2 separate regions of the Homo sapiens genome follow, and region 2 is linked to region 1. A link is a loop called in an ENCODE intact Hi-C map of the cell type or tissue named here. Cell type or tissue: heart left ventricle. All regions are shown on one strand. Each heading gives the region's core, and the rest is flanking DNA. Links, peaks and the distances in the headings are about the cores only.

Region 1 (5,814 bases), core at 308-5,307:
AATTCAGCATGTTGGGAATGCAACTATAACTAAGACAAATTTCATAAAGGTCTTATCTTCTAGTTGGAGGAAATAGATAATAAATTAGTAAACAGGAAAATAAAAAAGGTTTATGAGAGTGATAATTACTATTTATAAAATAAAGGGGGCAGGGTAAGGGGATAGAAAATAGAGAAGGAAGAGCAAATTTAGAAAAAGAATCACCTCCTAGGAAGTGATTTTTTAATTTTTATTTTTTGAGATGGAGTCTTGCTCTGTCACCCAGGCTGGAGTGCAGTGGTGCGATCTTGGTTCACTGCAACCTCTGCTTCCTGGGTTCAAGAGATTCTTGTGCCTCAGCCTCTTGAGTAGTTGGGATTACAGGCATGTGTCACCATGCCTGGCTAATTTTTGTATTTTAAGTAAAGACGGGGTTTCACCATGTTGGCCAGTCTGGTCTCAAACCCCTGACCTCAGGTGATCCACTCACTTTGGCCCCCCAAAGTGCTGGGATTACAGGCATGAGCCACTGCGCCAGGTCCAGGAGGTGATATTTGAGTGGAGACCTGAGAGGTGAGGAGATGCCAGTCCCATGAGGGAGAAGCCTCGGGGAGAGTGCCCCTGCAGTGGCCGCAGCACGTGGGAGAACACTGAGTTGAAAATGAGCCTGGTGGGAAGGCCAGTGTGGCTGGGGTGGGGTACAGTGTGAAGGAGGTGAGTGATGAGGCCACCTGAGAAGACAGGGCCTTGTACATGGCAGGAAGGAGTTGGAAGTTGTTCTAAGTGCAGAGGGAAACCAGTGAGAGGTTTGGAGCAGGAGACTGATGTGGTATAATGAAATTAACCTTTCAGCAGGATCACTGACCCTGATGCAGAAAATGGAAGCAAGGGTATATTTGGATCCTGGAATGGTTCTCGACACAGAAGGCATTAGAGAAATATTTCATGAAAGAATTCATCAACCAATAATCCATTAAAAACTAAGACAGTTCTGACCTTTAAAAAGGTTGTTTTCTTATTCCCCAAGATCAATGTTATCTGGCATTTTCAATGGATCCAGCTTGTTGTTCACAAGATATAGGAACAAATGTTTCTTCACTTTGAAGAAGCAGGGAGTCAGTCGGCCGGGAGTGTGGTTTATTCAGCAGAGGCATAATTTCTCACTTCTATACTTTGCTATTTACAGCACACCATTTTTATAAACACAGCATTTAGGCCAGAAAAGGAAGTCCATTTGGCCTATACAGCTCTTATATCAAGAGAAAAATTTCTCCCAAATTTTCTCATCATTCTGAATGAACTAAGGTCCTCAAAAAGTGCACACTCAGTTCTCTTGTTGGAGACAAGATTTATAAACAGTTTATGCACCACACATTTAGTTTTGCCACAGTGGCAGCAGCAGGATAAATAAAACTAGGCCTTTTTGTTCAGTGATTTAAAATGTAAGAAAATGAATGTGCACTTGCATTGTTATAGGGGAGGAAGGAGAACGTCATTCCTGAAGAGTGCTGAGCAAAGTTTCATTTCCTAAGCTCAAATCCCTTTGCTCCTCTTTTGGAAAGCCCATAACTCCCCTTGGGAGATATAATTTTTCTTGTGGAGTAAGGAAAAAGAACTAAGACTTACTCTCATTAGAGAAGCTGGAAGTCTTGGTTCCTGGTTTTCATTATTTTGGGTTTCTGTTTGAAGATGTGTAATCTTGGAAAACATTTAATGGTGACCTTGGGACTTTCTGCTTGAAGTTTTCAAATGATCCAGATGACCATGTGAGACAGAAATCCTCTCTTTAAGGAGCATTTTAGGAAGACAATAGGACTTAATGTCAGAGCCTGGGAGTTGAGTCTTGTCACCATTATACTTATTGTGTGGGTTTTAGCAAGTCACAGAAGTCATCCTACAGGACGGTGAAGAGCCGATGAATCTGGTGTTTGGTGATTGCCAGGCACTTTGACAATAGTGATTATTGATCATTGTTCTGATTATCATCGTTTTTACTCTCCTGGTAGATTTATTCTTTGGGGGAACTTGTTTTCCCCAACAGACTTACTTATTTGAGGTTTTTGTACCATTCTTATTTTGGAGGAGAATGTTCTAGTTACTGAATTCAATATAACAAACATTTAAATTTTAAAATAAAGAAGATTACGTATTAGAAGGGGTTAACAAGATAGGTTGGTATTAACTTAATCTCACATAAATTGAGGAAAGAAGCAGGAAGAAAGTGCATGCCATGAGTTAACAAAGACTATGTAGCATGAATTCTGTCAGGGAGAACCATGGAAAAGACTCCGTGGGGAAGTGGTGGCAGAGAAAAGAGCTCTGTTACCTGCACAGGGGTGAGACAGGCTGGAAAGGCCCTGGCCAGGAAGTAGACCGACCTCCTGTGAAGGGGCAGGCACAGGACACGTAGGGGTCAGGCAGGAAGTCCAGACCAGCACGTACAATATGCCTCTGGTAAGTGTGGCAGTGGCCAGCATGGGATTTTCCAGCATAGCTGTCAGCATCAGAGACCGAGAGCAGAAGGAAGGGCAAGTTTCCACAAGCCCAGTGACAGGAGCACGGGAGTGAGTGATAATAACAGCTTCTGGCAGCCAGGCAGTAGCTAATCAGGACCAGAAAATCTGGCATGAGTAGCAGGGTCTCAGAAAGCTCCCCCACCACTATCTTCTACCCCTACACACACACACACACACACACACACACACACACACACACACGTCTCCACTCTCTCTTCTGTTATAACTATTTATTGAGCAAAGGCTCTAAAATCAGAATGCCTGTTTGAGTTCTGGTTCCACCATGGAATGGCTGTGTGTCCTTGGAAGAGTTCCTCAAACCCTCTGTAGCATGGGTCTGCTGACTATGTAGGGCTCTCCAGCATCGCCGTGTTGTGAACGGGAGGGGTAATCATGTGTAGGAGTTGTGTGCCAGAGTCTGGCCCATAATACATGCTCAACAAATAGGTTGAACAGGAATGAAACTAAGAGATCAGTCTTAGAGCCAAATCTGGGCTCACACATGAGAATCAAGATGGCTCTCACAACAGAGATGTAACGTGGAGCAATGGCAAGCCTTGGCTAGTCGTGGATCTCAGAGGGTGGAGTTGGTTACCTTGACATCTCTTTTGTCTGAATTGGGGTTCATTCTATAGATTGGCATAGGGTTGGGCTTCAGATGAGGGTCAAGGAGAGGGATGCAGCATCTAGAGGCCTGGCAGGTACACAGTCCCATAGCGGGTAGGAGTGCAACAGAACAGCATTCTGGGGTGGTGGCAGGGGCTGCAACAGGGTAAAAAACACATAGGCAGGCTGGAAAGTCAGATGATAAAGGCTGAGGAGTGAGTGGGTCACTAGAAGGTAAAAACAGCCATCCAATCATCTCCAAGAAGTCCTGAGGTCAAATTCCAGAGAGTTGGAGGTTGGCCAAAAAGATAAGCAGGATTGAGTGAGGACTCTTGGGAAGCAGGCAGACTTGAGTAGGCTGTTGGTTTAGAAATAGATGGTGGTAGTGAGGGAGAAATTAAATAAACAAGCATGATTTGTGGTACAAGTTACAGAAGAGAAAGGAAGACAGGGATCAAGTGCTGGTGTGGAGTTATTTATGGAATGAAGGAATAATGATTCTTTGATCACATTAGTAGTTAATGTTTGAGTATAGATAGGTGGAGGAAGGTTGCAGGAGGGAGGAAGTGTTCCTCTCCCAAAAAGGGAGGGTGAAGATCTAGAGAAATAAAGAGGTAGAAAAGGGAGAAATGAGGAAGGCTTTCTCTGATGGCCTCATTCTCAGTGAAGAATGACACAAAGTCATTCTGGAGGGGGCAGGGGAGGTGCAAGGTGGAGGCCTGAGGAAAAGGTGTCAGATAGTGACTGTGGGGAATTTTTGAGGGAGCTAACTGGAGATGAATCATTCCATGGTCATGATTTCTGCATATCTGGAATGCACCTACTCCAGGCTCAGGCTCAAATGGAAACTGAAAATTGCCCCAACTAATGGCCTGACATAGCAAAACCAAGCTCATCCTCCCCCACTCCAGCTCAGACAAATCACATGCATTGCTTGTCCCCATTTCCTGCCATAAGCTGTCCCCTTAACACTATTCTGTTGGTCTCACTCCCACTTCACCCTAGACAGGGCTCTCAGAGATTGCCCAGGCAACCTGGAGTCCTGTGATCTTTTCTTAGTCACTTTTCTGGCCATCTTTGGGGAATAAACAACAACACTTCTTTTTGAAATGTTCTTCTTCCTTACCCTCTCTCCCTACATTTTGTGTGACAGATTCCTTCTCATTTTGCAGGTCTCATTTTAAAACTCACCAACCCGGGCTTTCATGAGACCCTGACAGAAGGTTCATTCCTGTCCTATGTTCTCACAGCATTCACTCCATCTACCCCTCTGATATGTACACAGGAAGAAAGGGGCAATTGCTTTGCTCATTTTCTGGGTCCCAACTGTCAAGTAAGCTCCCTGAAGCCAAAATCTGCCCCAGAGGGTAGCACACAGTAGGTGCTCCATATATATTCGTAGAATGAATGAATGGGCAAATAAATGAATTAATTACCATTCATTACCCTTGTTCTTTTCCATATCTCTTACTGCTGTGTATCCTTCACTGGTGTCTCTTCTTCCTCCTATGGTGAAATGTGCTACCTCAGCCTTTTCCACACAGGAGTTAAGGCCTCCATAGTAGACCTGGCTTCCCAGACCTAGAAGACTGGGACCGTCTTCTCTCCATCTGAAAAAGGCAACCGAACACAGCTTCACATTAAACATCCAAGTACAACCTTCATGCTGGTCAGTTCTATTTCTTCATGGGCTCTCTTTTCTTTGGGCCCCTTTGGTGTCCTTGGTTGTCCTATGTAATCATGCCATCCAATTTAATTCTTCCTTTTTCTGGCTGACCCATTTTAAGAACCTTCCTTCACTGATGTATGCATTATCTTTTCATGAATGGTTATTCTGACGGACGAAAAAAAATTCTTATAATTTCAAATTAGTTCCTGGAATAAACTCTCCAGTTTCCTGACAAATACAAATATGGGGCATAATAATGTCTAGAAAAAGGACCTTATCCAGAGGCCAGCTCTGAAAATTGCAATCATGAAACCCAAGGCAGGAAACAATCTTAGTTGTATTTGTCAAAGTGATGAGCACTAGGTATCAGTGAAGTGGGTGGGTCATATCCCAGAGAATGGTCACTGCTCATGAGTCAGGTGGTTGCTTTCTGGAACTCTTTCCCCCAGCCTCTCAGTAAGTGGATAAAAAAGCTTCCTAGAGAAACATCTGCTTAATAGTGTGAACTGTGGAGCCAACTGCATGGATTCAAATCCCAACATCACCCCTTACTAGTGGAGTGAGTGGAGTGACCTCAGTTAAGGCATTTGATCTCTCTGTAGCTTAGTTTTCTTGTCTGTGAACTGGTGGTAATAATCATACTTAAGTAATAGGGTGGTTGTGGATCTTAATGATTTAGGATATAAAGCATGTAGACATGTCCCTGGCAGATTGTAAGTGCTACCATAATTGATCTATTAGTTATGGAGGCAGAGTCCAGTCATAAAGCAGAGTACTGGCAAAAGTGAAATTGGGTACAAAGGCTCTGAGCTCCAGATAGTGTTGCACATGGGGCAGGAGACTGGGGCTCTGTGAAGAAGAGTGTCTGAAATTGACACACCCAGAGCTAATTGTCTGGAGTACAGGGTCAAGGCCCTGAACATATGTATATTCTTAGAGCTAAGGTTCCCACTAATCTTTGCATGCATTCCCTGTGTATATTGATGAATTGATGAGTTTCCACTTAGTTTCTTCTTCTTTTCTTTTCTTTTCTTTTTTTTTTTT
Region 2 (5,814 bases), core at 477-5,476, 560 kb after region 1:
CAGCTTTTGACTTGAAGTCTATTTTTTCTGATATAAGTACAGCTACTCCTGCTCCCTTTTGGTTTCCATTTACTTGCAATATCTTTTTCTATTCATTCACTTTCAACCTCTGTAACCCTTTACAGGTGAGATGAGTTTCTTGTATGCAGCATATAGTTGGGTTGGGTCTTTTTCCCATTATTTTGAGACAAAGCTCCAAGCATTAATTTCTTTTTACCTATATATCTTTCAGTTTGGGTCTCTAAGAGATAGGGATTCTTTAAAATAAAATACCATTATGACACCTAAAAACATTACAATAGTTTCTAATATCAATTAATATGTAGTCAGTATACACGTATCTCCAATTATCTTACCATCTATTTTTTTAACAATCAAATCCAGATCTAAACAAGGTTCATGATTTATTATTATTTGATATATTTCTAGGGTCTCTTTTAACCTGTAGGCTCTATCTTCATCTCTACTTTTTTTTTTCTTGGTCCCTTTTTTTTTCTTTTCCTTGGTCTTATTGGAGAAACGAGATTGTTTTAACTGAAGATTTTCTAATAATTTGAATTGTCTTGATTCCATCCCTAATGTGTTCTCAAACATATTCATCATCTTGTACAATGCACTTCTTTTAAATTCACAGTTACGGCTAGAGATCAGATTCTGCTTCCATGGTTTTGGCAAGATTACTTCACAAATAGTGGTATATATTTCCATAAGTGGAAATGTGCATGTGTGAAATGTTAACAACTATTGAGGATTTTTGCCTGGATTAATCAATTCTTTTGCTATTGCAAAGTGGTGATATCTTAATTTTATGATTTTAAAAAATTGACTTTATTTTTTAGAGCAGTTTTAGGTTTGCAGCAAAGTTGAGTGGAAAGTATGTAAAATTCCCATGTACCCCCAGCTCCCACCCATGCATAGCTTCCTTCATTATTGATATTCCTCACTAGAGTGGTAAGCTGTTTACAATTGATGGATGTACATTGACACATTATTATCACCCAAAGTCCATCCTTTCTTTGGGTTCACTCTTGGTGTTATACATTCTATAGGTTTTGACAAATATAAAATAACATGTATCCACTAACGATTCATTCTTCATTTATTGACTAGGGTATTTCTGTAAGGAGAAACTTCTTCCCCTCCCCATTTCCTACTTGTATCTACAGTAACAAAACCCAGGATAAATGTTTTGTTCTTTACCTCATCTAGCAGTTTGCAAAATAATGAGTTGGTTCTCTCCTCTGAGGTAAACATGAATTGTTGTTTCTGTTAAGATCACTAAGACGTCACATATTTAAACATATTTGAAGTATTCCAATGCTCTATTATATGTGTATATATAGCTATATATATGTATGTGTACCTACATGCACATATCCATATATGTATACACACATCATATCCTAATAACTTGATTGTAAACTCATAGGTCACCAACATTTATAAACCTACTTTGTTGTCTAGTTTTAAATAAAGTAATCCATAAGACAATTAAAAATTTAATTTTAGAACAGTATTTTCTATTTAGCAGTTCTCATAAAGACTCCTCTGAGTTTCTGAGGATGGTAGAAAACCTTGCTTTGTTGCTAAAAAAGAGAAGCAGCTCTCTCTCTGTCTCTCTTTACATATATATTATATATATATAATATATGTAATGTATTATATATCTAATATATGTAATGTATTATATATAATAGATATATATGCAATATATAATATATATTATATATGTAATATATATTATATAAATATATAATATATATTATATATTATATGTTATATATATTATATATGTAATATATAATATATAAATATATATCTCTTTATATATACACACACACACAAGAACAAGAAGGAAGGAGAGAAAGAGAAGAGGAAGAAAAGAAAAAAAGAGTAAGCAAATGACTAATAAAAGACAAGTCAATTAATGGGCTATTGCACAATTTGGGAAAATTATTGTAGTTAATTTATTTATATGGTCTTACGTGACATTATTGGAAAGTAGTTAAGCTTGAGTGCTTGAGATTCAGACTACTTGGGTAAAATCTCTAGGTCTGATACTTCCTAGTGGTGTCAGTGTGGGCAAGTTACTTCTCTTTGGCTGATCCTCCTCAATAGTACAACAAGGATACAAAGCAGAGTTTTGTAAGGATAAAGTAAATGAATACATATAAAATGCTTAGATTGTTTATAGGAAATGGTCAATAAATGTTAGTTTATTTTGTTTTCATTGTTGTGATGATGATGATGGTGATGTGGTATAGATACGTGGATGGCAAAGTAGTATCTTTCTGGACAGAAAAGAAGAGCTAAAATGATATTTGTTAGGTAACTACTATGAGCAGATATTACACTAGCACCTGCTTCATATTATATAATGTATTTTTAATTTTAATTAAATTATCAACATTTTAAATTTATCAACATTATTTATTATTTATTTTAGCATAGTAGCTTGAATAGGCAAGGGATACAATATACCGTTTCTTAAATTGAGTGGTATTATTAAGTGTATTTGACCTATATCAGGTATTGTTATATCTGCAAAGAACTTATAAGATGAAGCATTATTCTAACATACAGAACTGGCAAAGAATGGAAATTTAAAATTCTATAAGAAAAGCTTAAAATCCCAGCAAAGGTGATCATGTATGAATGTGGATAGTGAGGCACTCATGAATCACATAATTCTAGTATTGCCCATGGTAAATTCATATCAATATTCACCAAAGTATTTTTTCCTCTACACAGGAAAAGAAAGAAATAAAAGCGAAACAATTTCGGAATCACTCCCTATAGCCACGGAAATGATTTTAATTACCAATTCATCTGTTGGCAGACTCTTCTGGCAGATGTACCTGCAACTTGGAAAGATAACAAATGAACCAATTCCTTACTCCAGAGTTGACACTGGTAGTGCTTACTGAATTTGCTCTCAAAAAAGAATCCTGGGCAACAATACATCTGGCACTCTGCTCGAGGAATTTGTCATGTCATTGACATGTTCAGCCTCCATTGTCCACACCACCCTGACAGCAGGTCCTTTATATTTCAAAGAAATTGCAGCCTGAATTAATATAATTAGAATGTAACTGTTATTCACTGCAGAAACTCCTTATTTCCAGAAGTAAAGATCTGATAGCATGTCTGTACTTAAAATCTTTCCCATGATGGCTGGAGGGGAGCAAGCAGATAATAAAATGACAGAATAGATGCTATTTCACGGGCTTTTTAAAGTATTAACTAATGGAAATATAGGGGGAGAAGAAAACTGTTCTACCCTTGGCATGTATAAATGGAAACATCTTTTAAGTTTACTAGCCTTTATAGTACTTCTATAAAATATGTTCTGAAAAGTAACTAAACTCAGAGAAATAAATTAAATCAGAAAAATTAGCTATCTCCAAAAAATATGCAATGAAGCATGAAGTAGAGTGGCTAATTCATAGACAGAATTACAGATTTAAGAGATGGTTGAATAACTTTAGTCATTTTTCCCTGCTTCCCTTTGAACAGTTGATGTCACTAACTAGGCAACTGTCACCAAGTTGGTAACTTGAGTGCTGGATTTTTGAATTTTATTCTTTGTTAGCATTCTGTTTCTACAAATACATGATTACTGATATAGTGGAAACTGACATTGGCATTTTTCTTTTGAAAATAAGATTGATTCACATTCTTTTAAATAAGTTAATTTTCTCACTGGGAATGACTCATTTGAGGGGGAACAATGGCCTGGCATATCAATGTGTTGGCTGGTGCTTATGGCCTCTTCTCTGAAGAATATAATGTTTATCCTTGTACATGTTATAGACCGTTTGTGTCCTTCTGAAATTTATATGTTGAAGCCCTAATTCCCAGTGTAATGATATTTGGATATGCAAGCCTTTAGGTAATTAGATTTAGGAGCCTTGAGGGTGGAGCTCTCATGGTGGAATTAGTGTCCTTATAAGTAGAGGAAAAAAACATCAGAGTGCTCGCTCTCTCCTTCTCTCTCCCCTGTGCCCTGCCTCCAGACCTCTGACTATGTGAAGATACGGTGGGAAGATGACTGACCGCAAGACAGGAAGAGAGCCCTCACCGAGGAACCAAATTGGCCAGTATCTTGATTTTGGATTTCTCAACCTCAAGAACCATGAGAAATGAATGTCTGCTGTTCAAGCCACCCAGTCAATGGTATTTTGTTATGGCAGCCCCAGCTGACCAAGAGAGCGCATATGAATTTAATGAGCATTGAGAAAAGCTAATGTTTTTCATTTTTTCCCTTAGAAGCATCTATCGATCTTCATTTGAAATTATGTGTCAGAAACTGCAATAATAGAAGTAAAGAGAATGGGCTAGGTAATGTAAGAATAGGGCTAAGGTTATGTAAGTGAGGGAGAGTTTCGAGAGAGGAATTTCAGTAGCCTTTAAAATTTTAAATAAAATACGCTCTATAAACCAAATGCATTAGTTAAGGAGCTGTGGGCATCAGTTTCTCCTTATAAAGATTGCATATACCTTTTAGTTAACATCTTGGACAAGTCAGGAATGATTCCTTTCCTCCAGGGTGTCCTGTGGAATGTCTACCTTGTCTCCCTCAACATAGAGGAACTATCGACCATTTTCCATTAAATAGCCTAGAATTAGGTGTGTTTCAGAATCACGTGTATATATGTACATGGTGGTTGGATGTGGGTGGATTCGGAAGGACTTGTTAAGATGCCCATGCCTGAATTCCTCCCAGATCCACTAAATCAGAATTGTCAGCTGTGGTGCCCAAATTACCTAAGTTAAAAACCACTCCAAGCGCTTCTGATACATACCAGACTTGACATCCATAGACCAATGTTCTCATTCATTGATACACATATTCAAGTTTACTACCTAGGCAGATCTTTCTATAGGTTATATATGTGAGTTTAAAAATGGGTACATTTAATTTTTATAAATGGAAGTCCATTTAAGACATTTTGGGCCAATGGTTTTGAGGAGAGCTCATTAGCATACCAGCTGAGCTGCCCCATTCCCTCATTGCACACCTTCCTTCTGCCTTTGCCATAGGTTGCTTAGTTTCTCAGTCTGCCTGTCTGGTCTGAGTTAGAAAGAAAAATGGGCATCTCACAGTTCCTAGCAATTTATTTTGCAAAAGAATGCAGTAGAGATTTCTATTTTAATGTAAAAAAATCCTTTGAGTAAATAGTTTTCCCTCTCTCCAATATATTTTCTTATTATTCTGTATATTTAATAATGGGATTATATGTTATAAACACATGCTTAGACATCCAAATATATGCACAGATGGAAAATATCAAGCTTGCAGGAAAGGTCCATCCCCCAAACACAATTTTAAGGGGTTTTGCCTTTGTTTTCTCTAAGGAATACAAAAGTCAGACTTGAAAAAAAGGAGGTTTAGGGAATTCTGTCACTATTTTCCTAATTTCCAGCAAATGCTAATTCTGATGTTGTTTTTTTGATTTTTAGTGGCCTTTAGAGAATTCTTGGGGTTGAGGGTGGGTAGGAAGCGGATTGAGGATGGGGGAGAGTTCCTATCTGATGTCTGACCAATGAATTGTTAGATAAACTAGTCATGTAGAAAACAGCTTGATTTATCTAAGAGAGATAATAGTGACTCCCAGGATCCAGCCTGCCCTGTAACAACCCAGAGGACTTCTTTCCTGAGGTTTACAGAATACACTGATTGGTCAATCAACTAGATGTAGTAAATATGTAAAAATTATATTCCAAAAATTTTGTAAAAATAGTAAAATAAGTACATATTTTTGGAAGAGTATGTGGGGAAAAAGTAATGCAGAGGAAAAAAAAGAAGGGAGA

What was found. Hi-C counts contacts between places; a loop is a spot of excess contacts. Peaks named below come from ENCODE experiments on the same cell type or tissue, not always from the same donor. Only the 100,000 strongest peaks of a DNase experiment are listed, where the experiment ranks them.
Region 2: a loop joins it to region 1, with 2.2 times the contacts of the local background. A loop is called at or near these places in 6 of 110 quality-filtered maps.

The regions. Positions count from the first base shown.
Region 1 is chr12:92,550,217-92,556,030 of GRCh38, reverse strand. No RefSeq gene overlaps it. Among named protein-coding and RNA genes, the nearest start is that of LINC02397, 86 kb to the right of the region's middle. RefSeq lists enhancers at 2,391-2,580, 3,710-4,149. In heart left ventricle, for the core only: no CTCF peak of the experiment used is centred there; a DNase peak (open chromatin) is centred at 2,430; H3K27ac peaks cover 2,136 bases.
Region 2 is chr12:91,991,732-91,997,545 of GRCh38, reverse strand. It overlaps LINC01619 (long intergenic non-protein coding RNA 1619), which reads left to right. Exons shown (of 5, transcript NR_132341.1): 2 at 4,017-4,176. Among named protein-coding and RNA genes, the nearest start is that of LINC02404, 120 kb to the right of the region's middle. In heart left ventricle, for the core only: no CTCF peak of the experiment used is centred there; no DNase peak of the experiment used is centred there.